5 separate regions of the Homo sapiens genome follow, and regions 1, 2, 3 and 5 are each linked to region 4. A link is a loop called in an ENCODE intact Hi-C map of the cell type or tissue named here. Cell type or tissue: OCI-LY7. All regions are shown on one strand.

Evidence for each region. A loop is a pair of places that touch in the nucleus more often than their neighbours do. Peaks named below come from ENCODE experiments on the same cell type or tissue, not always from the same donor. Only the 100,000 strongest peaks of a DNase experiment are listed, where the experiment ranks them.
Region 1: a loop joins it to region 4, with 6 times the contacts of the local background. A loop is called at or near these places in 2 of 110 quality-filtered maps.
Region 2: it touches region 4 in a loop (5-fold over the local background); 6 of 110 quality-filtered maps call a loop at or near these places.
Region 3: a loop joins it to region 4, with 5 times the contacts of the local background. A loop is called at or near these places in 3 of 110 quality-filtered maps.
Region 5: it touches region 4 in a loop (2.6-fold over the local background); 3 of 110 quality-filtered maps call a loop at or near these places.

What each region holds. Positions count from the first base shown.
Region 1 is chr14:86,460,026-86,465,025 of GRCh38, forward strand. No RefSeq gene overlaps it. Among named protein-coding and RNA genes, the nearest start is that of LINC02309, 130 kb to the left of the region's middle. In OCI-LY7, CTCF peaks have their summits at 2,359 (motif pointing right) and 2,563; no DNase peak of the experiment used is centred here.
Region 2 is chr14:87,613,780-87,618,779 of GRCh38, forward strand. No RefSeq gene overlaps it. Among named protein-coding and RNA genes, the nearest start is that of LINC02296, 2.8 kb to the left of the region's middle. In OCI-LY7, CTCF peaks have their summits at 2,482 (motif pointing left) and 2,686; DNase peaks (open chromatin) are centred at 2,452 and 3,492; H3K4me3 peaks cover 946 bases; H3K27ac peaks cover 617 bases.
Region 3 is chr14:87,332,937-87,337,936 of GRCh38, forward strand. No RefSeq gene overlaps it. Among named protein-coding and RNA genes, the nearest start is that of LINC02296, 280 kb to the right of the region's middle. In OCI-LY7, CTCF peaks have their summits at 2,254 and 2,456; a DNase peak (open chromatin) is centred at 2,275; H3K4me3 peaks cover 503 bases.
Region 4 is chr14:87,064,209-87,069,208 of GRCh38, forward strand. No RefSeq gene overlaps it. Among named protein-coding and RNA genes, the nearest start is that of LINC01148, 160 kb to the left of the region's middle. In OCI-LY7, CTCF peaks have their summits at 2,208 (motif pointing left) and 2,419; DNase peaks (open chromatin) are centred at 783, 1,333, 2,213 and 3,073; H3K4me3 peaks cover 2,644 bases; H3K27ac peaks cover 5,000 bases.
Region 5 is chr14:86,900,846-86,905,845 of GRCh38, forward strand. LINC01148 (long intergenic non-protein coding RNA 1148) reads left to right here and starts at 4,933. Exons shown (of 5, transcript NR_038445.1): 1 at 4,933-5,000. In OCI-LY7, a CTCF peak has its summit at 2,863 (motif pointing left); a DNase peak (open chromatin) is centred at 2,856.

The DNA.
Region 1 (5,000 bases), 600 kb before region 4:
TAACATTTAGGGCCAGATAATTTTATTGAGGTGGGGCAGTATCCTGCTTATTATAGGACATTTAGAAGCACCACTGAATGCTACCCACCAGATGCCAGTTGCATCTACCTCCATGATGACATAAAAAACTTCTTCAGACATTGGCAAATGTCTGCTGAGGCACAAAAACAAGTTGACAACGACGAATTTATGTCAAAGTAGGAAATAGTCTCAGTCTACAAAAAGCCCATAAACTCACTGTGGAAAGACAACATACATATACAGCTGGGTGCGGTGGCTTACGCCTGTAATCCCAGCACTTTGGGAGGCCGAGGCGGGTGGATCACAAGGTCAGGAGATCGAGACCATCCTGGCTAACACAGTGAAACCCCGTCTCTACTAAAAATATGAAAAATTAGCCAGGCTTGGTGCCACATGACTGTAGTCCCTGCTACCCAGGAGGCTGAAGCAGGAGAATCGCTTGAACCTGGGAGGTGGAGGTTGCAGTGAGCTGAGATCACACACCACTGCACTCCAGCCTGGATGACAGAGTGAGACTCCATCTCAAACAAAACAAAACAAAACAAAAAACAAAAAGGCAACATACATATACAAATACACCAATTATGTTAATGTACAATATATGTACAATTGCTCTTAACAAATCCTAGTCCATATAGATATGAAGCCACATATGTCAACCTAGAGATTACAAATATTAAAGGATAAAAGGAGAGCAAGTTGGGAGTTCACCATGCCTTGGGCTGTGATGCAATACTTCTCAAACTTTAGAGTATGTGTCTGAATCACCTGGAAAGCTCCTTAAAACCCAAATCACTGGACTCTACCCCCCCAAGTTCTGACTCATTTGGCCTGAGTGAAGGCCTAGAAATTACAACTCTAACAAGTTCTCAGGTGAAATTGATGCTGTGCATCCCAGACACATTATGAGAACCACTGAGTTAAGAAATCAATAAGTTAAAAGGATAGCTTAAATGAAAAAAACTTATGCTTCAACACTTGTATAAAATTAGCCCTGAAATGGAAGAAATGAGGGCTTTAATCAGTGTATTAGTTCATTTTCAATCTACTGATAAAGACATACCCAAGACTGGGAAATTTACAAAGAAAAGAGGTTTAATGAACTTACTGTTCCACATGGCCAAGGAGGCCTCACAATCATGGTTGTAAACAAGGAGGAGAAAGTCATATCTTGGATGGTGGCAAGCAAAGAGAGAGAACTTGTGCAGGGAAACTCCCATTTTTAAAAGCATCAGATCTCGTGAGACTTATTCACTATCTGAGAACAGCATGGGGAAGACCCGCCCCCATAATTCAATTATCTCCCACCAGTTCCCTCCCACAACACGTGGGAATTATGAGAGCTACAAGACAAGATTTGGATGGGGACACAGAGCCAAACCATATCAATCAGTAAATATATGAATATATTATTCACAATGTTTACAACTGTATGCTCCAGGTACATAATGCAACTTTATCTCTGAAAATATTATTAACGTAAACACTGTATACATGTTATATCCAACTCAGGTTCTGAGAAAACTGGAAAGAACCCAGCGCATTATAGGAATTCAATAAAGGTTGACTCATAAAATTAATTGCCTAAAGTTTCAAAGGCATGTTCTTTCTGCTGTGATTTAAAGCATAGTTTGCTTTCTACATTGCTATTGTGGGAATATTTTCATTCACTACACCCTTGAATTATTTGTGTTCATTTTATAGGGTAGGTAGGAGCATACCTATTTTTGTCTTAAACTCAGTCTAACTCTTCTAACAGGAAAGAAGCCACAAACATCATTCTCCTCAGAGCTGGCCATTGCTGGGCAATGGATGAAATCCTGTGTACAATTTGCTAGTCTCTTTAGTAAGTCGTGTTTTTGTCTTCTTGGAATCCTCCCTTCCTTGGTAGTTATAGTTATTTTGTGGACTCTACATGCCTGCCTCCTCACCCAAAATCTTCTAGGAAACAATGAAAATAATTTGCCCAGTGTTGGTTAGATGTTTAATAACTGACTAAAATTACCAAGCTTATTTGACATGAAGTATTGACAAAAGATGTCTCTCATTTAGGGGATATTTTCAACTTAAGACTGTTGGCAGTTTTCTGCACAGGTCTCTCTGTTCTGCTTGGTGTTTCACTTCTTATAATATCATCTGCCTCTCCATTCATTTCATCAACATGTCTGTCATCAAATGATCCCTGTATTAGTACATTCTCACACTGCTATAAAGATACTACCTGAGACTGGGTAATTCACAAAGGAAAGAGGTTTAATTGACTCACACTTCGGCATGGCTGGGGAGCCCTCAGCATACTTGCAATTTTGGCAGAAAGTTTAGGAGAAGCAAACACCTTCTCCACAAGGTGGCAGGAGAGAGAGAGAGTGAAGGGGAAATATGATCCAATCACCTCCCACCAGGTCTCTCCCTGGACACATGGGGATTACAATTCAAGATGAGATTTGGGTGGGGACACAAAGCCAAACCATATTAATCCCCCTCCTTTATGGACTACACCCTTATTTCTTAAAACTCCTATGCTAGCCATGCTCAGCAAAATGACTCATGGCTCTCCTCATTAACCAGAAACCCCAGACACAATTCTATTAAAGCTATGTTCTTACCTCTTAATCAAATTTAAACCATTTCTCAGGCTCTTTCCTAGACTTTTCTTTTACATAAATTCAGTGGCCATAGGCCCTGGATTATTTTGGAATCACTTGGTTTTTCCAATCTGTTGCCTTCATGATAATCTTTCAACCATTATTTCCAAAGTAGATTCCACGAGACTTTTCTTAAAAGATACACATTGTATCTTTTTATATAGGATTTATAAAGGAATCAGTTTTAATCCTTGGTCACACTCTGCTTTGCATTATTTACTGTGTGTGAGCCTTCTCTTTGCAAAAGGATTGTGGACTAGCTCTGATCAAGGCCTATATTTTACACACAGTTTTTATAGCATCTTGCTCATTGCACAGTTAAGAGTTTAGTAAACATTTGCCAATTCAGTAAGTGCAACTCTCAACTATATTTGCATTAAATTTTAGTTCTTCTTCATTTAAATAAATGAGGTACCAATAATAATCAAATGAGGGAAGATTTTTTGGATCAGAACTAATTCCAGATCACCATTATATTACTTCATTAAATCTGTCTACATGTATACTTAGTCCTGGGTGCTTACATATTATTTAATTAGTGCTTCTATGTTTCATATAGGATAGAGCTTTTCATTATTTTAATTTCTTAGTAGTTAACTTTGCAGTCTAGATTGAGCCCTTCCCTATGCTTGAATATCAGTTGTTTGCATGTGTGTGTGCATGGGTATGCACATTACCGATAGATGAAAGATGAAAAGGGTGAAAGGGGAGGGAATCTCAACATCCATGGGAGGATCCAGGAATGTTTGGACTGCAAAGTAGAGCTTGGAAACATTTGTCTCATGTAGACTTGGGTTTAGATTTAATGAGATAATTTTCCACCTAGGATTTACTGGCTTTCAGACCCTTGGGGAGCTTTATGTTTTAGGCAGTGAATTGTCTGACCAAGATTGATAATCTGATTTATTACAAATATTATTCTACACAAACGTTAGAAATTTAAGTGGAATATCATCTAGGGCTGGCTTTCTGCCAATTTGGAAAAAGAATAATAATGAAGTGAATGTTTAGTATTTATTGCAGTAGGCTTATCATCAAAGCTGACTGAGTAGACAGCAATAGAAAATTCCATCCCAGAGTTTCTCCCGTAAATGATTACTCTGAGGTATTATTTTGGATATCAAAATCTACTGGTGGCAAGGTTATACGTTTTTTTAAAAAAGGAATGAACTGAAAAACAGTATGGTATAGTTCAACAATTACTGGAATAGAAGTTTGTTTTCTACTCACTCGCGAGATGTCTCATTGCTCTGCATATATCTACCCACCTTTATCCTAGGATAGTTATAATATAGGTCCTATCAATAACATAAGCTTTCTGGAATAATCAGTGAAAATGTCTGTGGTCATGCAAGACAAAATATATTTATTGTGAATTAACATAACTTGCACACAACATTGGATGGCCTATTTTTAATCAGGAAATAACTATAGTGGGCAAAAGGCTTTGTCAGTTCCAAAGAACACAGTCCACAGTAGTCATTGTAGTAAAATAGGCAAGTAATTAAGCAGAAAAAACTTATTAGAATCCATAAGCTTGGTACTAAAAGCAATCTGGCTGCTGGGTCTTGATAAATAAAACCCCCTCCCAAATGCAGATGGCCAGGCAGAAACTCTTTGGATGCGGTTCTATTTAAATTTGACAGCCTATTTGAAAGTGACTGCCTGAGATCCACACCCCAAATTTAATTACCACTGCATCTGTTGTGATGCGGCTTGTGATGAACAAGCTGCCACTACTATGTTGTTGTAGAGGTTGTTGCCTCCCCTCATTTATCCTCAGGCAGTGGCTTCACACGCAGTCTGGCTGGCCATCACGCTTAGCCTGTTAGATTCCTGCCAGGCTTCATCTTGCAGCAAATACTGGCTGTTGGCTGAAACAGAAGCTGAGAGAGCGGTTCCTGTTACCCATCCGCCAGTCTCTCTCTGCAGGAGTGGGGAAATAGTAGGAGCAACACTGACTCAGTCACAAAATGTGTTCAGTCATCAATCCAACTGCATGATCTTCCTGAATGGTTTTGCCAGTTGCCAATTTTATGATGATCTGTGAGAGCGTTTGGTTATCTTTCCCCCTTCCCTCTTTTCCTCCCTCCCCCTTTCTTCTCTTTCCTTCTCCTCCTCTTTCTTTCTTTCTTTTTTTTTTCTTGATTTCATAGGCAGTTCCTTATTTTCTATATACATATACATAGACTAAGTAGGCACTTAGGAAATTTTTAACTTCCTATTTCACCTTTCTGTTTTTTAACTTCCTGATACCATTTGTTTTGACATTAAAGGACACCTTGCCTCTTTGGCTGTCCAATACATAATTTAGCTACACAAGGGACACAGCCT
Region 2 (5,000 bases), 550 kb after region 4:
ATCTCTTTTGCCTGCCACATCCCACCATTGACTTATATTTAGCGTACTTCAACCAAAGCCCCAATTTATTTTCCCCACACTATACTTTTACTGTAGATCTTTTTTGTTTACTTGTCTATCCTGGTGATTAGTGAGTAACTTTGTCCATTAAGCCAACTTGGATGCATCATTAACCAGAAAAAAGAGAAAACAGGTAGTGAAAAGTCAATAGTTTGTGATATTTACGACACCCCTCAGAGTGTGAACAAAAGAAATATGGTTCTGGCATTGTGACTCCAGTCTTAACCCTATGAGTCATTATTTGGAAAACTAGTGAGTTACATCTTCCAGTTACCTTTCTGTGCAGAAAAATCCCTCAGGAAGTAATAAATACAGGAAAGCATCTTGGATTCATCCAGCCCCCTACTGTGTCGGCTGTTATGATCCTGAATTGTAGACCATTTCTTCCACACTGCCTGGATCTCCCATAGAATCCAGCACAATACTGTGTCCAGAGCAGGGGCTCAGTAAGCTCTTATTTTACTGGAATATCCAACCAAGGGCCAGTTTGGAATTTACCTATATTACAGAAATATTAACCTTCTTGAAGACCAACATTTTGGGAACAGCAAGACCCTAAAAACTTCTAATTAAAATAAAGTTGCCCAATTAAAGTGACCTTTGGCTGAAAGGTAATGAAACCATATTTTCTAATTTCATTGTTCCAAACCAGCCTCTCCTACTTTCAGAAGGAACATCACTTTTAGGCAGGGGGGTTCTTCCTTTCAACTTTTATTTTAAGTTCAGGGGTACAAATGCAGGTTTGTTACATAGGTAAGCTTGTGTCATGGGGGTTTGTTGTAAAGATTATTTCATCACCCAGGTATCAAGCCTAGTACCCAGTAGTTACTTTTCCTGATCTTGTCCCTCCTCTCACCCTTCACCCTCTGAAAGGCCCCAATGTCTGTTGTTCCCGTCTTTGTGTCTATGTGTTCTCATCAGTTAGCTCCCACTTATGAGAACATGCGGTATTTGGTTTTCTGTTCTGTGTTAATTTCCTAAGGATAATGGCTACCAGCTCCACCCATGTACCCACAAAGGACACGATCTCATTCATTTCTTACGGCTGCATAATATTCCATGGTCCACATTTTCTTTATCTGGTCTGTCATTGGCAGGCATTTAGATAGATTCCATGTCTTTGCTATTGTGAATAGTTTGGCAATGAACATACGCATGCATGTGTCTTTATAACAGAATGATTTATATTCCTCTGGGTATATATCCAGTAATGGGATTGCTGGGTTAATGGTATTTCTGTCTTCTTTAGGTTTTTTAGGAATCGCCACACTGTCTTCCACAATGGCTGAACTAATAAGCATCCTTTTCTCACCACAACCTCACCAGCATCTGTTATTTTTTGACTTTGTAATAATAGCCATCTGACTAGTGTTAGATGCTATCTCATTGTGGTTTTAATTTGCATTTCTCTAATGATCAGTGATGTTCGGCTTTTTTCATATGATTGTTGGCTGCATGCATATCTTCTTTTGTAAAGTGTCTATTTTTTTGCTCACTTCCTTATGGGGTTGTGGTTTTTTTCTTGTAAATTTTTTTTAAGTTTCTCATAGATGATGGATATTAGACCTTTGCTGAACGCATAGTTTGCAAAAATTGTCTGCCATTCTGTCTGTTTACTCTGTTGACAGCTTTTTTTTTTGGAGGGGGGTGGTTTTTTGTTTGTTTGCTGTACAGAATCTCTGTAGTTTAACTGGACCCCGTTTGTCAATTTTTGTTTTTGTTTCAATTACTTTTCCCATGTTCATCATAAAATCTTTGCCACTGCCTATGTCCTGAGTGGTATCTAGGCAGGGGATTCTTTAAGACTTTAATTCCATCTCCCGTCAGTTCTATCATCTTTAGTGAGCCAGGTCTCCTCATCTGTGAGAGGCTATTTGAGAGTGATTGCAGCTGCAGCATGTGGGGACGCAGACTGTAAACCACTTCTGAGCTCAGAAGGAAACACTACTATAATTAATTAGGAAATCTGTCCTGCACCAAGTAGTCTAAAGAAACCTTAACCCCAAACGCTCTGAACAAGCCCAGTCCCACAGAATGATTATGATGTTTACGATGGCACTGTTCACTGAGTAGCCACTGAATGCCCGTGTCTTTGTGCTTAGTGCTCACAGAAGCTCCGTGTGTTATGTGCTATTAGTAGCCCCATTTTACTGATGACAACCTTGAGGCACAGAGAGGTTTTACAGCTACAACTTCCTGAATGATAACCCGGCATCATTCAACCTCAGAAGCAGCGTCTTGATTGGAATATCTTCCCCAAACAAACAAAAACTACAACAACAACAAAGTGGGTTGGGGTGGGGAGAACATCTATCTCAGGTAGCGGGTTGATGGAGGTGGTAACCTTGGCGTGTCGAAGTCCCTCCATCAGGAGCCTCAGATCTGTTCTTAGCTCTCTGCTGCTCTCTAGTGGCCAGTGGCCACACTTTTTCTTGGATTGAAGAAAGCCCCCAGTGCATGGCCAGGGGCCATTGACTACATCAAAACAGCTATTACTTAGGTAAGCACAGACCAATACATAAAAGGCCACAGATCATTTATTCTGCCTACCTTCTCACTATTAAGTCATTTTTTGATAGTTTTGTTGTTTTAGAAAAAGCAGTTATTTGAAAAGCTGAATTTGCCTCTTCCCCATTCGACTTAAGATGACACATCCAGATGACTAAATACCTCTTGCTCTGCCGTCTTCACTGCCCGTTGGTGTAGACTTCAAATTTCACCTTGGCCTATCACTTCACTCTCTGTCTCTCTTTGACCACTCCCACACTAATTTGCACACCTAAGATTTCTCAAGTTGCTTTTTTAATAGTGGTAATAGACTTTGTCCAGTAGTACCACATAACCTCCCTATTCTGATTTAAATAAAAAGAAGCACAGCAGTGGTTGATAATAATGACTATCTTTGACCGCTTCCAAAAAGTCCCAAAATTCTATAACATGAAAGGAAATAAAAGGTACTAGGGAGAATAGAACAGTGAACTACAGAAAATGACAAGAGGTATTATGTTGATGGATGGGTACTGAAAAAGATAGGTTGCTCTCAACCTTATTCAACGACAGATGTTAAGAAAATGTATCATCTATAATTTACTTTTTGCACCTAGATGTTTTGTGGCTTTTCCAACTATTGAGTAATAGGCTCCCTAATGGTAAATATTAATCCATTGCTATAATCACTAAATATATTTCAGCTTTTATGAAGACCTTTGAATATTCATATGTCCTTGTGAAAAGCTCTCTGTTTATCTGCAGACTCCTCAAAGATGTTTCTGCTTTCCTCTGAATTACTGGCCTCTCGTGTACTTTATTAATATTTCTCTTTAGAGCTCTTTGAATTAACTTTTTCTTTTCACTGTCTCCCTGGAAACAACAATGTTGCCTCAGTGTAGAACAAGAGAAAGACAACAAAGGAAATGAACTTCCCCAAATTATCTGCAGTGAGAGGAAGTGCAGCAGAACAGAGAGGGAGGATTAGAATCCGCCAACGTTCAGGGTGTGAACGAGAGGATTGTTGCCCTTTAACAGCCAAGCTGGCTGAATAAAAACTGCATTGTAAACACAATATAACACTAAGCAAGCAGATGTACCCATCCAAGAAACCTGACACCTAGATGACAGGTTTTATATTTAATGTTCTAGAATGTTCCCAGGTCCACACAAAATCCATCTCCTGGCTACTTGCAGGTCCCTGAAAGTATATGATAGCATGGCTAAGCCTTTTGTAACTTGTGACCCTTTATGATAAACATCTCTTAAGCCCTTCTTCAATGGTATTTAAAAACTCAAACTAAAGAACTTAGCTAAAATCCTGGTTCTAGAATATCTAAGTCATAATCAGTATCTTAGACTCTCTTTCTTGGAGACTGGTCTTCCTAGAAACCAGACTGTAAAGCAAAGATTCACATGCAGAAAGGTTATTGAAGGACATCTCAGGATCAACCTTTGGGTTTGGTAGGGAAGCGGGGAGCAGAAGAGCAAGGCTGGGCAGAAAGAGAAGATGAACTGTGACGCAGGTGTGACAAAGGCCTCAGTCAATCATACATGAAGCTCTGGATCTGAGATGGCACTTCAAGTTGTCTTGAGTTGAGGCATGAAGGCTGGGCCTTTGTATCCTGTCATGAAAAGTCACTGGATAAAGGTTATACCAGGGGAAGGGCATGACCTTGAGCAATGTAGCCCTGTCCTGAAAGGAACACAGCGATGACCTGTCAATAGTTAACACTCTCAGTAGATGAGGTGATAAGTGTCTTCTCCTAAAGGGAGCATCTACTAGGCTCAACCATCAGTTTAGTATCCTCCTCCTTGCAGCAGAAGGTAATAGGAGCCCTGGTACCAGTCCTCGATTAATGGCCTGCAATTGTCATTGTTGCCATTCTATCAGCTGAAGTATCAAGGCACAAAGGTGGATTTTCTAACCAAAGTCACATAGGCTTCCAGGGCAGGTCATCAAATCCTCTTCCAGTTCTCTAAACAGTACATTAAAACCCAGACCTTCTTAGTAGATCACCCTGGCCTATCAATAAATCCCAATGAATGCCCATTGATCTCGTAACACAGAGAAAGTATTTTCAAGGAACTTGTCGTTTGCAGTCACTGACAGCCGCTTTATCTTCTGTGACCACTCCTCCAACATAATTCTTCCCTGGGCCCAATGTCCTAGAACTCAGAGTAATTTTAGTACGAATGCAGATTCACCCATTATGTAGCGGTAAGTCTTAAGTGTTACAGAAGATTCACTGCAAAAACAGGCAACTCTGGAGACTAGGCTCTTCTCCTAGGGCACGGTGCCAATATCCTATAGATATAGCAAAGTGGTGGTAGCTCTCATAGGTTACTCTCCTAGCTTGTGCAACCAGGCTTGTCCTCTGCTCATGAAGCAGAGGGACAGGGATCCCAGGTTCTATTATTAGTGGATGTATGCAGATTTTCAAATTCTTTAG
Region 3 (5,000 bases), 270 kb after region 4:
TTCTCCCTTTTTGGCCCCAATTCAAGTGAAGTGAAATAAGCTGATGTCTTTGCCAGGCAAGTGTGCGGTCATAGTGTCCATATCAGAAATGCTTATTTTGTTCTTGTGTCCTTTAGCTCAACTCCGGAAGAGCAATCTTCCATGTCGGGCCTAATCACTAATCTTACATTAGTAAGAGCAGGGGCAGGCATACTCCACAAGGGCATCACCAGCTTCAGTGGCTCCCACAGGACAAGGCTGGCATTGAGATTCAAGAACAGATGGATCCCCAGTGGGAATCAGGAGAACTGGACCAGCTGCTAGAGGAGGGGAGGCCTTTATGCAATGTGTAGGCTGATCCTATGAGCAGGATCTCATCTCCAGGCTCTCAGGCACCAACCCCTGGGAGAGCCTGCCAGACTGAAGTGTAGACTTTTTGAGAGAATAGCCATTTTGTAAAGAGACCTGGGTAGCATTATATGGCTTTATTTCCTAAGTGTTCTTCAGCAAATGCTCTTAGCCTATTTACACGTATTAAACATACTAACAATAATTCAGGCTGAAAATCAAATTCAGTTCTCCTCTTATCTTTGCCAATTTCCTCTGCTTCTGAGTCCTTAATGGACCAGGTACAAATATGTAAATACCATGCCTTATTTAGGTAATTAATTTTTGTAAGGTCAAGACTGATAATAGCACCTTCATTTTATGAATAATTCATTTCTGTGGAAGATTTTATTCATTCAGACTTTATGGAAACAGTATAAACTTTTAAGTACACATATCTGTGACTGAATCCCAGTTATAGCTCTTTGAGCTGAGTGACTAGACAATTTACTTAATATTTCTCAGCCTCTCTGTCTCCATCTAAAAGATGAGTTTAATAATACTGCAAGTGCTCCTAGTGTGATAGAAGTTTAAATAAATAAATATATATAAAAGGTAGATGCTTCATTTATGTCATTTTACCTTCTTCCCAGACTTGGGCACCTTAAAAAAGCTCAGCTAAATCAGGATTTTTAATTTAACTAACATTTTGCTTTAAAAACATGACGGTGAACACATAAATAGCCTGGGTAGTTAAATAAATAAAGAAAAAGTAAGAAGCAAGTAGGCAAAACTGACAGGACACATAAGAATGCATTTAAGAATTTAGGAATTTAGTATCTATTTTGTGCTTAACACAATGACGAATTTTTTTTATACATCATCTTGTCTGAGCCTTATAATATATCCAATAAAGTGAACTAATACTTTTATTATCTCCATTTCACAGCTGGGAACTTTTTAGAGAGGTTAAGTTACTTGGCCAAAGTCACCCTGATTATTAATAAGTGTCAGATTTAGGTGTGTGCTTAACGTGAAGCAAATGAAGCTTAAGATCCCCCACTTTCACAAGGCCCTTCCAAATGCTGGCAGAAGCCCAGCAAAGAGTTCTGACAGAGACACACTATTGTAAACTTTGCAGAAAAGTATTACATAAATTCTAGGTAACACAACACATGTGCTATGGTTGGAATATGGTTTGTCCTCCCTAAAACTCAAGTGGAGGCTTGGACCCCAACGTGATGGTGTTGAGAGGTGGTGGGACCTTTGGGAAGTATTTGGGTTTGGAGGGATCCACCCTCATGAAGGGATTAATACTATCTCATGGAAGTGAGTTCTCACTCTCCAGGGACTGGATTAGTTTCCACAAAAGTGGGTTGTTATACCATAAAATTATCCCTCATGTTTTGCCTCTTTTTCACACACTCTTATCTTGTGGTGCCATCGGCTATCATAATGCGGCATGAGGTTTCTGGCCAGATGCAGCTGCCTGACCTTGAACTCCCCAGCCACCAGAACCATGAGCTAAGTAACCTCTTTTATCATTATTATTTTTAAAATACATTACTCAGCCTCAGAAAATGGACTAAGACAATATGCATTTGCTCCTGGCAAAATATCTTCTCAGTAAGACCTCCCTGGGCTAAACTAAAATTTTAACCTTCTAATCCCTCTTTTAATTTCCTTTTCTCCCTACGCTTATCATGATCTAATATATTTAGGTATATATTGTTTTCATTTATCTTGTTTGTTTTTAATTCCTTCATTAAAATGGAAGATAAACAAGGGCAGTTTTTTTTTTCTCTGTTACACTCTAGCACCTACAACAGTGTCTAGGACATAGTAACAATTCAATAAAAATTTGTTAAATGAATGAATGAATTGGAATTCCTCTGAGTTGAAATTTGAATTCCAGAACCTGTGCCCTTTACCACAGCATTATACTGCCTCCCTGAGGGAAACAGTCACCTTTCATCATAGACAACCTCTCTTTTTCGCCATGTGTATGTGAACAAAAATCCAACTCATAAGGCTTTAAATTGCCTCTGAGATAATGATGAATTGGTTACCATTTAATCGTATCTAAGAATTATGGAACAACATTTGAGACCTGACAGGTATAGAGCAACAGACAAAGCCCAATTAAAACAGAAACACATCTCTGAAGAAGAGGCTTGCAATAGGAAATTTGAAAATGAAAGTAACAGAAAACATTGCTCCACATGCTGAGCATGTTCCCTAAACCCATGGGAATCAGAGTTTATGTGCAAGATTCTGTTGAAAGCAGATGCTCTCTTGGATCTACTTCCCATGCTAAACTCCTTCCTCCACTAAAGGGAGCATAGATAATATTACATAGAAATCCCTTTCTGTAAGTTACTTCTGTGGTTTGCATTTCCCTGGAAATATGTCTAATAATACCAAGAGTAAAAACAATCATGTTTGTAAAGGTTAGCCATCTCATACATATAATACATTGCATGTATTATAGAGTCACAAGGAGACTCAATTTATGTTTATACATCAAAATCCAACCAACAATGTATAGTTACAATTTACTTCTAAGTATTAATAATTGATTAATTAGTTGAATCAAAATATTCTTATGAACTAATATTTGATTGATTTTTCCAGAGGAAAAACATCTATATGATTCCATGCTGTTTACAACTGTTCTAAAGGTTTCAGTTCATGTTTCTTCCTTACTATGTATTGAAGATGTAAAAATGTACCATTATAAATCAGCTGGCTGCTATTCAGGGTTACATTAAAGATAAATGTTGAATCCTGCAAAGATTTGAATGAGTTAATGCCCCTAGATCCTCCCCAGAAAATTTATTTGGGGGTGGAGGACATAAATCCCAAATTCAAAATGTTTCACTGCTAGTATATGCAATTGTAGAATTTTAGACTTTAAAGGTCTCTTAATTACCCCATTTTATAGGTGATTCTGAGACCCATAGAGAATAAATGCCCTTCCCAACATTCCACAAACAACAGTTCAGGATGGAAGCAAGCCTTCAAATACTACTTGTGTCAAACACACACCATATTCACCTGCTAGGACTCCCTCAGCCCTGGCCACCTCCTGCACTTGCTCAGCCATTTCTCTGCCTGGGTGACTCTTCCAGCCTTGCCCTGAGAGTGTACTCTCACCAGACACTGAATCAGCTGGTGCCTTGATCTTAAACTTCCTGGACTCCAGTACCATGAGAAATAAATTTCTGTTGTTCATGATCCTCCCAGTCTATGGTATTTTGTTATGATAGCCTGAAGAAACGAAGACTAGTAATGTTTTAAATCTAGAAGCTTTTTCAAAAGATAAAAGCCACCTCAAATACAATTAAGGTTTTCTCTAGTTATTCAAATCCTGCTATGAGACCATTCAGGCAATCAAGATATGAGAATAAACTTACCTATATGTAAATACATCAAGTGGAAATATCAAGAAGCCATAAAAACAATATATTTTTGCAAAAGGTATTGTACTAGCTACTAATGGCATTTCTACAAAAAAAGAAATAATTGAGGAAGGGTTGGCCTCAGTCATCTTCTTGGCTAGATGGTTCTCTGCCAGGATCACCAGACATGGGGAGTGAGGTGAAGCTGATAATGCCATCGTGGCATTCCCAGAATGAAGGGCATATTTAGTAAGAAGAAAAGGCTTCTGTATTTTGCCTTTAGAAATACATGCATAATTGGCACAAAACTCAAATAATTTCTCAAACTATATTGGGAACTTGATGTCTTGATTGTGCTACTAAAAAGTTATTTGAAATTGGCAAAGACATTTAATATTCCTGGTTTCATTTATGTCATTGAACCCTGTTTTCCTTAATAGATACCTTTGAGAATATACACTTTTAGAACTGTGGATTCTTTTTATAGGAATATGCACATAAAATCTTACTCAAAAATTATAATAAGTTACAGGGATTTTTCTAACTCTTTAAAACCCACCCATGTATTCCAAGTTACAAATTCCTCATCTCGATGATAACGATTATAAATTTGTATCAAGAAAGGCAGAGAGCTGTTACCCAGAAAAACTCAGACTGAGATAGTATGCACCATCCTTGAATCCAGTTAGCCTTGCAGTTGATAGAGCTTTCAGGAGGGAGACCAAAAGAAGGCTAAGTTCCCAAAGGCAAAGAATAAAGCTACTACATGGAAGGATCCTCACACAAAAAAAAGTGACTTCTAATATTAAGGATTACTTCTCAAGGCAGCTACCATGCTTCAGTTTCCATTGCTGCTATTGCTTCCTTATTCTACAGAAGGTTACCTCTTTTTTTCTTTTTATTAATTTTAATTTTTAATTTTTGGGGCACATAGTAGATGTATATATTTATGGGTTACATGAGATATTTTTAAACAGGCATGCATAATAATCACATCACAGTAAATGGAATATCCATCATCTCAAGCATGTATCCTTTGTGTTACAAATAATCCAATTATACCCTTTTAGTTTTTAAAAAATATACAATCAAATTATTTTGACTACAGTCACTCTGTTGTGCTAACAAATACTAGGTCTTATTCATTCTTTCTAACTATTGTTTTTGTATCCATTAACCCTCTCCACTTCCCCAGAATACCCCCACCCTCCATTTCCCAGTGATGGTAACCATCCTTCTACTCTCTATCTCCATGAGTTCAATTGGTTTAAGTTTAAGATTCCACAAATGAGA
Region 4 (5,000 bases):
TTACCTAACATCACCAAGCACTATCACCTCCCTGCTCTTAGCTACTGATGTGCCACATTCTTGGTGCCTAGAGGCTTCTGAGTTTGTGATCCCTTTCCAAAACACTTTACCTTCCATCTCTGTGGCTTTATACAAATGAATTCTACTCTCAGTGTTCCCATCCGACAAATGCATGTGATTAGCTCTATTTTATAGCATTGCTTCTTTGATGATATAACATCATATGTGAAGGGCTTTGTGCAGATTCTGGTGCATATGATGCATAAGTAAACCCTGTACCCATTCCAAAATTTCAGTAAATATTATGGAAGAATTAAGCTGCTGCAATTTTCATAGTACTTAGCAACATTTTAGCAATGACTCTGTTCTAATTGACTGTAGATTATCCATCAGATTTATATAGATCAAAAAGTAATTATAATAACAATAGCCAACATTTATCAAGTACATGTAGTGTGCCAGAAACTTTGTTTAAACACAGAAACATTTTTAAATGTTAAATCATGTGCCTGTTTTTATGTGTCTTAGAAAAAATATATGTAATACATCCCCTCTATGATTTCCCTGATATTCTTGCATTGATAAAAACAGAGCAGAGCTGGGTAAGGAGGTGGATGAGATCACTGAGTTCATTTAAAGTCTACCTGTGTTAGTCCGTTTTCACATTGCTATAAAGAACTACCTGAGACTGGGTAATTTATAAAGAAAAGAGGTTTAATTGACTCACAGTTCTACATGCCTGATGAGGCCTCAGGAAACTTATAATCATGGTGAAAGAGGAAGGAGGAGCAAGCACCTTCTTCACAAGGCTTCAGGAGAGAGAGCCAGAGGAGGGGGGACGTGTCACACTTTTAAATCATCAGATCTTGTGAGAACTCACTAACATGAGAACAGCATGGGGGATACATGGGGATTACAATTCGACATGAGATTTGGGTGAAGACACAGAGCCAAACCATATCACTACCTAAGTAAAAAGTCACATAAATAAATATGTGACAGACCTGCAATTGGATGTAACAAAAATATGGTGATTATTATCTAATAAATAATCACTCCAAAATACCAGTTTAGGAGGTTAATATCTAACCAGCTCCAATTCTTAGCCTCAACAGATGCTAACACAAAGAGGTGTCTCTCTCATATCCAATACTTGCACACTAATGGCCAAGCTGTCATGGTCTCAGCTTCTCCCTTGTAAGCATATTTCTCTTGTGGCCTTTCTTTGGTCAGTGCTGCTTTACAGTGAGAATGTTACCTGTTTCTTCCAGGAGACTGCACACCTGTTTCTGCCAGAAGACAGGTGGCTTTAGAAGGCAAATGGGTCTGGTTCCTATGACATTTTGTTGAACAATGAATCATGCAAAACAAAATCCTTTATGGCTCGTGAAGCCGGGCTAATAAGGCAGATGTCCTCTAAACAGTTCCTTGGGGCCTAAAATGCAAATATTAATGTGCTGATGATCACTGAACCCTAGTTTTAGTAACTGGTTTTATCTTCATTATCTCCTATTATTCTCTGTGAAAAAAAAATCCATTCTCAGCTAATGATGGATAGAATACAACTGATATCAAAAGGTTTATATGGCCTCACTATCAATAAATGGAATCAAATCTCTCTTAAGTGGTAATGATATTCCAGAAAGGGCAACAGATAGTAAGACCATGGCAATAGAACATTCGGTGATGATTCCTTCACATGAAAACTTATTATCATTGCTAATTGGTCATTGCTACCTATTATTTTAGGCATATTGGATATGTTTTCTTATAAATGTAACAACTCTAGCTTACTTACTTCAAGAGAAAATCTTTACTGGCAGTACACATGATTAAACTATGCAATAGGGCACCATCGTTCAACTTAAACAATACTAAAGAACGTTATTATGTCAAATGGCCTGATTAAAAGGCCATTTTAATTTCTACTCAATAACACTAAATCCAAAAACAAGTTTTGACTATGAGAATATCAACTTTTTGCCAATCTTATTCCTGATTATTTTCATTTTACTTTTGTTTTCCCTCAATTTTCTAGTGTGTTCTGGAATTGTATTCTGGTAAAGCTATGATATTCATATATGAATTACTTAATACTTCTAATCATAAATAACTTGTCCATATAATAAAAACACTAGTAGGAAAGAGTAATTGGAAGTAGCAATGGAAAGGTTAGACTCTGGCAATGGTGTGTAAGTTTGCTGCCATCTATAGGCTGGCAGTAAAGTTCAAGGCCAAAAGGAACCTTGACCAGGTTTACCCACATTGTTAATACAAGAATCATATGTTTCCTGACAACTAAGAATCCTGGGATTTTCAGGAGAATGGGTAGTCAGCATAATTTTGCTTAATTTCTCTCTACGTAATTTATGAAAACTTGGCTGAAGACTTGAGTGGAATTTGCACGTAAAGTAATATTAGAATAGGCAGTTCTTTTAATAAAATATATTTTCTTTCATTTGGAGATCAGTAAGTTTTTTTTTAAAAAAAGCAAAAATGGAAATGAAGTATTAGGACACATTTATGCTTTTCACTTGAGATAAATGTGGAAGTCATACATAATTTACTATTTGCCATCTCATATTCTCTAGCCAGTAATGAAACTGTCTCCTTTACCTTTATGTATCATTGTTTTTTCCTAAAAATCGGAGTCATGCCTAGTATCTACAACCCCTGAATAAGATGAATTTTTAAAACACTGTTTTGAAACCATGTACATGTATTTATTCACAGATTTTTCTTTTTGGCATAAATACCCAAGCCTCTGTGAATTCAGGTTTTGACAAGAGCGCTGACCTGTACGGGTTTTTGCAAAACATTCATCCTTTATCACTCTTCTGCCTCTGGACTTAAGAGCTAGTGTGGGGCCCTGTGCAGAGCTCCCCAGAGGCAATGCCTGCGGAAAAGAAGGCCAACCTGGTTATGGCCCAGACACCATTTCTTCAAATATTCAAAATGCAGTGTACTTGGACATTGCAGTGCTACAGGTCTTGCTAGAGGCTTGCTGAGGGGCCTAACAGCCGTTGCCACCACAGGTGGCTTCCAAAGACGTATGGGAGAAAGAACACAAATCAGTTGCTAATCATTCTGTTTCACTTCTGCTGTTAACACGTGTCTGAAAGTCTCTCCCAGCCTTGTTTCACTGCCCTGGATTGGAAATGCAGATGTTCAAGACTTATCTCCTTAGCAAGATTGTCAACCACTACTTAAGAATAGAGCTTTGTGCCTCTCATAATCAGACCTGCAGTGTTTTGCACTTATTAGAATCAATAAGTAGTTACCAAATAACTGAAAAGACTAAGAAGCTAAAAACTACTGCTGTGAATTAAAATGTAAAACATGCAGGTTTAGCCCTGGTAAAGAACTAGAGATGGATTCTCTCTACCCATCTCCCCCAGCCTATGCAAAAGTTAAAAAAAACTTCAAATTCTTGCTAATTAAAAGGCTATGATCTGGACGGGCGTGGTGGCTCAGGCCTGTAATCCCATCACTTTGGGAGGCTGAGAGGCGGGTGAATCATGAGGTCAGGCATTTGAGACCAGCCTGGCCAACATAGTGAAACCGCGTCTCTACTAAAAATACAAAAAATTAGTGAGGCATGGCGGCAGGCGCCTGTAATCCCAGCTATTCGGGAGGCTGAATTGCTTGATCCTGGGAGGCAGAGGTTGCCGTGAGCAGAGATCGTGTCACTGGACTCCAGCCCGGGCAACAGTATGAGACTCTGTCTCAAAAAAAAAAAAAAAAATGCTATATCTGCCCAACCCTTTTCCTTTGCATCTTCTTTGAGTTTCTCCCCCAGGCTCTTAGTCCTTGTCCTACATCTATATAACTATAGTAACAATGACTGATATTAATTGAAAGTTTCTTTATGTTCCTAAAACTGTACTAGTTCTCAAAACGCTAGAAGGAACATCCTAGAGTATGCTTTATTCCATCTAATTCAGTCTGCACGTAACCCACAGTATGAGCAGTGACTGAATCCCATATTCAAGTTGTGCCTTGGACTCTGTGCCTAATTCTCACCTACACGATTCTGCTGTAGAAAGATCACTGGCCCAGAAGTCAGAGGATATAAGCCTAGTCCCAGTTCTTCCAATTATGAAATATGGAGTGAGTAAGACACTTAACTTCACTAAGCCTCAGTTTCCCTGTATATATAAAAGTCCTAATGCTTTTTAAAAATATTTTTTTGTTTTGCAGATTGTGTAATACTATTAAATAATTTATTTGAAAGCTCTTGACGTTTTAATACTATTATTTAATGTTGATATGGCATTTTTCCTTTATTAGTCTTATTTAATAATTACTATTATCATATATGGCATTTTTCCTTTATTAGTCTTATTTAATAATTACTATTATCATATATGGAGAGAATATTAGTTTTTGTTGGCTTGTTTGTTTTTAATCACTTATACCTTAAAACTTTTTAAAGAACAAAAAAAGGGTACAAGTAAAGTAATAAAATGATTTCAACTTTTTAGGAAAATAGATCTATACTAAATGAAATCATAAGATTAAAGAGATGTAAAATATCTTTAAAATTTACTCACCTGGTAAGAAAAACATAGCGAACAATGCAGATAAGTTACTATAGTTAATTACTGAAAGATTGAATTACAAAAAAATATGCTGATGTTAATTTGGAAGTTGAAAGTTGTCTGCTAACACAGAATGATGCAAATGACATTAGTATTGGGTTTGAATTATTCAGATAACTTTTTCAATTTTTCATCTTATTTTGCCTTTAAAAATCACACTGTACCCCATAAATAAGTACAACTATTATGTGTCAATTAAAAACAAAATAAAACCTAAAAAAACTCTTTGAATCATCAAGTGTTAGCTATTCAGTAACAATAGATAGCAAAAAAGTTTTTTAATGTGCCAATGTATGTGATGCAGTGTGTGAACTATAAGCTCCTATGTAAGTACATATAGATTGATAGTTATTGCTACCAGATTAATACTGGAAATCAATGGGGTGATGGGTGTTACAG
Region 5 (5,000 bases), 160 kb before region 4:
GGAAGAAGCAGGTAGAAAAATTTATTTAGAGAGACATGATTCTGCATGGATAACAAGTCAAAGTGATACCTGAAGGAGAGTAAATGTTGACTTATGTTTCTCTACATATTTATTTGAAATATTATATATATGTATGAATGTATGTATTTGAGCATCCTTAAGAACCAATACAAAAGAGAGGTTGAATATACCAAAGGAAGATTACTCTAAAGAGAGGAAGTGAAGAGAGAGAGAGAGAGTTCATTGGATTCCAAAGTACAAGTAGAAGAATGTTTCTGAAACATAAGAGATGGTCAGTATGTTATAATCGTATGGAAGGAGGATAGGGTGTGTCTTGAAGTAGCTGGTTTAGGAAAGAGAATCAATGTTTTTGGATTTTGACTAAGAGAAATGTATTGCTGATCTTAGAAAGGGTGGACTAGAGAGATCTATAGGCAGACTGAACTATTTGTAGATAATTAATATCATGGAACCTAGGCAGAGGTAATGAGAATATGTTGTAATTGGTACCCATGGGCACCAATGACCAATAAGAAACAGGCCAATGAGCCACACCTGTGTGTGCCAGACGGTATCTCTGAGTATACCTAACAATTCTGTAGTCAGTCACAAAGGAGAAAAAAGATTTTTTTACTTTTATGCAAAAATCTTCATTTGAATATTTACATGCAGTAGGAAAGGCACAAATGGAGAGTGAACATATCTAGATTTATGCATATTTTTAAACGAATGAACACAAAAGCAGAACTCTTGAGGCCATTTATGGCTTGGGCCCATAAACAGCAATGTGTCACCTCCCTTGTTGATTATATTGAGCCCCAGAGTTAGCCCTGTTTCAAGGGAAGGGACCACATTCGTGTGTGAACCCCAGGGACCTTGCTTCATTAGAAACCACCAATGCAACAGGCTATCCCGGGAGGTTCTAGTTGAGACAGTTCTAGTATAGGGAAGGCCTCTCTGAGAAAAGACCTGAAGCAAAAGTGGATATAAAAGAGCAAGTCATGAAAAGATGTCGGGGGAAGCTTCTGAGCCAACAGAACAGCAAGTAGAATGGCCTGAAAGTGGGACAGTACTGTATGTACAAGGATTGGAAAGATGACTATGAATACAGTGGAAGGAATAAGTACAAGAGTGATAAGAAATAAGGTCAGAAAGAGAGATAGGTTCATATTATGAAGAGTCTTAACGAGCATGGACAGAAGATTACATTTCATAATTTTTCCAGTAGGAAATAATTAAAGAGTATAGGACAAAGAAGTCACACAATTTGATTTTTTAAAAGTCATTCATCTTCTGTGTGAATTGATTGACTGGGGCAAGAGTGGAAGCAGGGAAGTGAGTTAGGAGTTAATTGTTGCCTTCTTCGTGAGAACAATGCAAGAATTGGTTGTGGTGGTGACAGAGGATTAAGAGATAGATTCTTGGGAATATTTTGCAGGCAAAACTGACAAGACTTGGTAATGAATGTGATATGGATTTTCAGGCAGAGAGAGTCATGATCTGAGCATGAATAACAAAGTCAGGATGATGCCATTTATAGATATGGAGAAGGCCGGAGGCACTGGTTGGTGGGAGCTTGAGAAATCAAGAGATCTATTTTGGACTTGTGAAGTTGAGATGCTTATTCAACATTCAAATGAATGTGAAAACGAATGTTACAACTCAGGGACTGAAGAGAGTCCAAAACATTAATCTGGTCTCTACTGCCATTGGACAATATGATATCCCTTAGGGAAGGAGTATAAATTGGTTAAGACTAACATAGAAGATAGAGATTTTGAGGTCAGAAAGAGGACGAAGGACCCACAAACGAGACTAAGGGAGAGTAGACAGAACTCTTATCCAGTCGCATTAACAAAAACTTTAGCTGCAGGGAGAGCTTGAGTCAGATGAAGGAGGCACCAGTTGCAGGGAGACAAATTAGGAGGCTTTTGTAATGACACAGGGGAGAGATAACAGACTTAAATTTAGGCAGTAGAAGCGGGAGGGGGAGGGAAATTTTGGAATCATTCAGGAAGAGAAATAACAGGATTCTGTGCCTTACAATATATGAAAGTTATGCTGAAGCTTTCCTATTAAATTTTTTTCTGCATTGATTAGGGATTTAAGTCTCTGAGATCAAATAATTCTCTTAACTGAAGATTCAGTCATTTGAAAATTATGAAAATGACATAGAACATGGTTTGTATGGAAACACTGAATGAAAGAGCAGTGGAGTGGCTGCTCTTGTAACACAGAAAGAGACAAAACCATTGAAATACAGTTTCTTTGGTACAGATTAGGATGCATCAGGCAAATCCAGATATCATCCATCTGCTTTCTTTGAAAACAGTCAAAGGTGCTTCAAGACTTTCTTCTAGTCTTATTTTGATTGCTTATAGTCTTCTAAAAACCAATCTGCAAAAGAGAAAAGTCAGTGAGAACTCATTACTACACCTCTATTTTGTTACTGCTAGTATGAACATTGGTACTTTAGAAAATACTTTGATTAGGCCAGGCGCGGTGGCTCACGCCTGTAATCCCAGCACTTTGGGAGGCCGAAGCGGGAGGATCACGAGGTCAGAAATCGAGATCATTCTGCTAACACTGGGAAACACCGTCTCTACTAAAAATACAAAAAATTAGCTGGGCGTGGTGGCGAGCGCCTGTAGTCCCAGCTACTCGGGAGGCTGAGACAGGAGAATGACGTGAACGCGGGAGGTGGAGCTTGCAGTGAGCTGAGATTGTGCCATTGCACTCCAGCCTGGGCAACAGAGCGAGACTCTGTCTCAAAAAGAAAAAAAAAGAGAAAAGAAAAAAATACTTTTGATTTTACTTTGTATTAAATAAACTCCTGCTGCCCCCTAGTGGCAATTTATTGGGGAACAGAATCTCTGGGTCTATTGTCTGTTTTGCGGCAGAAACATGTATTGGCAACACCAATGTGGTACATAGAAGATTATCCCCCACATTAAGGCATTTTATAGACATCACAACAATGACCTTGTATTCATAATTGCATAACACAGTGGTTTGTCTGTTATCATTGCAATTAATGGAACTCAATCTGGGATTGTTCAAATGATGGCACCACAAGCCATTTGGCAATTGGAAGTCAGTCATTTCCTGATATGGCCTAGTAATTAGTTACTCGAATTACTTAAATTCTGAGTCTTTTTACACGCAACCAAGGCATCATCATCATGTGAACACCTGTGTTTACTCGACCTTGAGTAGACATAATAGCAAAAGAGTCTGTCCCCTATGAAGTTTAAAAATCCAGGCCGCGTGTTTCAATTCCTTATTTCCTGTCCCATCTTTGAACTCTTCCCAGGTTTATCGATTGTAGGAAATGCCATTCCCTTCAGGAGAAACCCAACTCCCAATCATACTGTTGGGGTATTCGCCTTTGGCCTAAAGGACACAATCACATCACAACACAATAATCCAAGTTTAGTGTTTGCTCAGTCTAGTTCCTTTTCATAGTCTCTTTAGGGTTGAAATAAAGAACAGCCTTCATCACTTTCCTAAGATTCTTCCATCACAGCTTCTCATTTACAAACAGCTGCTCAAAAACAGCTATATACAACTCCATTAGAAAAGTCTAAAATTTAAAAACAGAAGAAAAGTGTTTTAAATCAAACAAAGGTACTATTTTTCCCAAACAGGCATATAAAATTTGCACTTATTTTATATTGAAAGATACATGCAACTTCATTTACCCGGCAGAACAATAATTTGTATGGCAAACATATCTCTGTGTCTGGAATTGGTTGGTTCTTGGTCTGACTTCAAGAGTGAAGCCACCACCCTTGCGGTGAGTGTTACAGTTCTTAAAGACGGCGTGTCCAGAGTTTGTTCCTTCTGAAGTTCGGATGTGTTCGGAGTTTCTTCCTTCTGGTGGGTTCGTGGTCTCCCCGGCTCAGGAGTGAAGCTGCACACCTTCCCAGTGTGTGTTACAACTCTTAAGACGGCGCGTCTGGAGTTGTTCCTTTCTCCCGGTGGGTTTGTGGTCTCGGTGGCTTCAGGAGTGAAACTGCAGACCTTCGCAGTGAGTGTTCCAGCTCATAAAGGCAGTGTGGACCCAAAGAATGAGCAGCAGCAAGATTTACTGCAGAGTGAGAGAACAACGCTCCCACAATGCAGAAGGAGACCCCAACGGTTGCCACTGCTAGGTCAGGCAGCCTGCTTTTATTCTCTTATCTGGCCTCATCCACATCCTGCTGATTGGTCCATTTTACAGAGAGCCGATTGGTCTGTTTTACAGAGAGCTGATTGGTCCGTTTTGACAGGGTGCTGATTGGTGCATTTACAATCCCTGAGCTAGACACAAAAGTTCTCCACGTCCCCACTAGATTAGCTAGATACAGAGTGCTGACTGGTGTATTTACAAACCCTCAGCTAGACACAAAGTGCTGATTGGTGCATTTACAAACCTTGAGCTAGATACAGAGTGCCAATTGGTGTATTCACAATCCCTTAACTAGACATAAAGATTCTCAAGTCCCCACTTGACTCAGGAGCCCAGCTGGCTTCACCTGGTGGATCTCCCACTGGGGCCCCAGGTGGAGGTGCTTACCAGCCCCGCGCCGTGCGCCCGCACTCCTCAGCCCTTGGGCGGTTGATGGGACCAGGCGCCTTGGAGCAGGAGGCGGCGTTCGTCCGGGAGACTCAGGCCGCGCAGGAGCCCACGGCGTCGTCGGGGCGGGGAGACTCAGGCATGGCAGGCTACAGGTCCCAAGCCCTGCCCCGCGGGGGAGCAGCTAAGGCCCAGCGAGAAATCGAGCGCAGCGCCGGTGGGCCAGCATTGCTGGGGGAACCGGCGCACCCTCCACAGCTGCTGGCCAGGATGCTAAGCCCCTCACTACCAGGGGCCGGCAGGGCCGGCTGGCCGCTCCGAGTGCGCGGCCCGCCAAGCCCACGCCCACCCGGAACTCTAGCTGGCCCGCAAGCGCAGCACGCAGCCCCGGTTCCCGCCCGTGCCTCTCCCTCCACACCTCCCTGCAGGCTGAGGGAGCCGG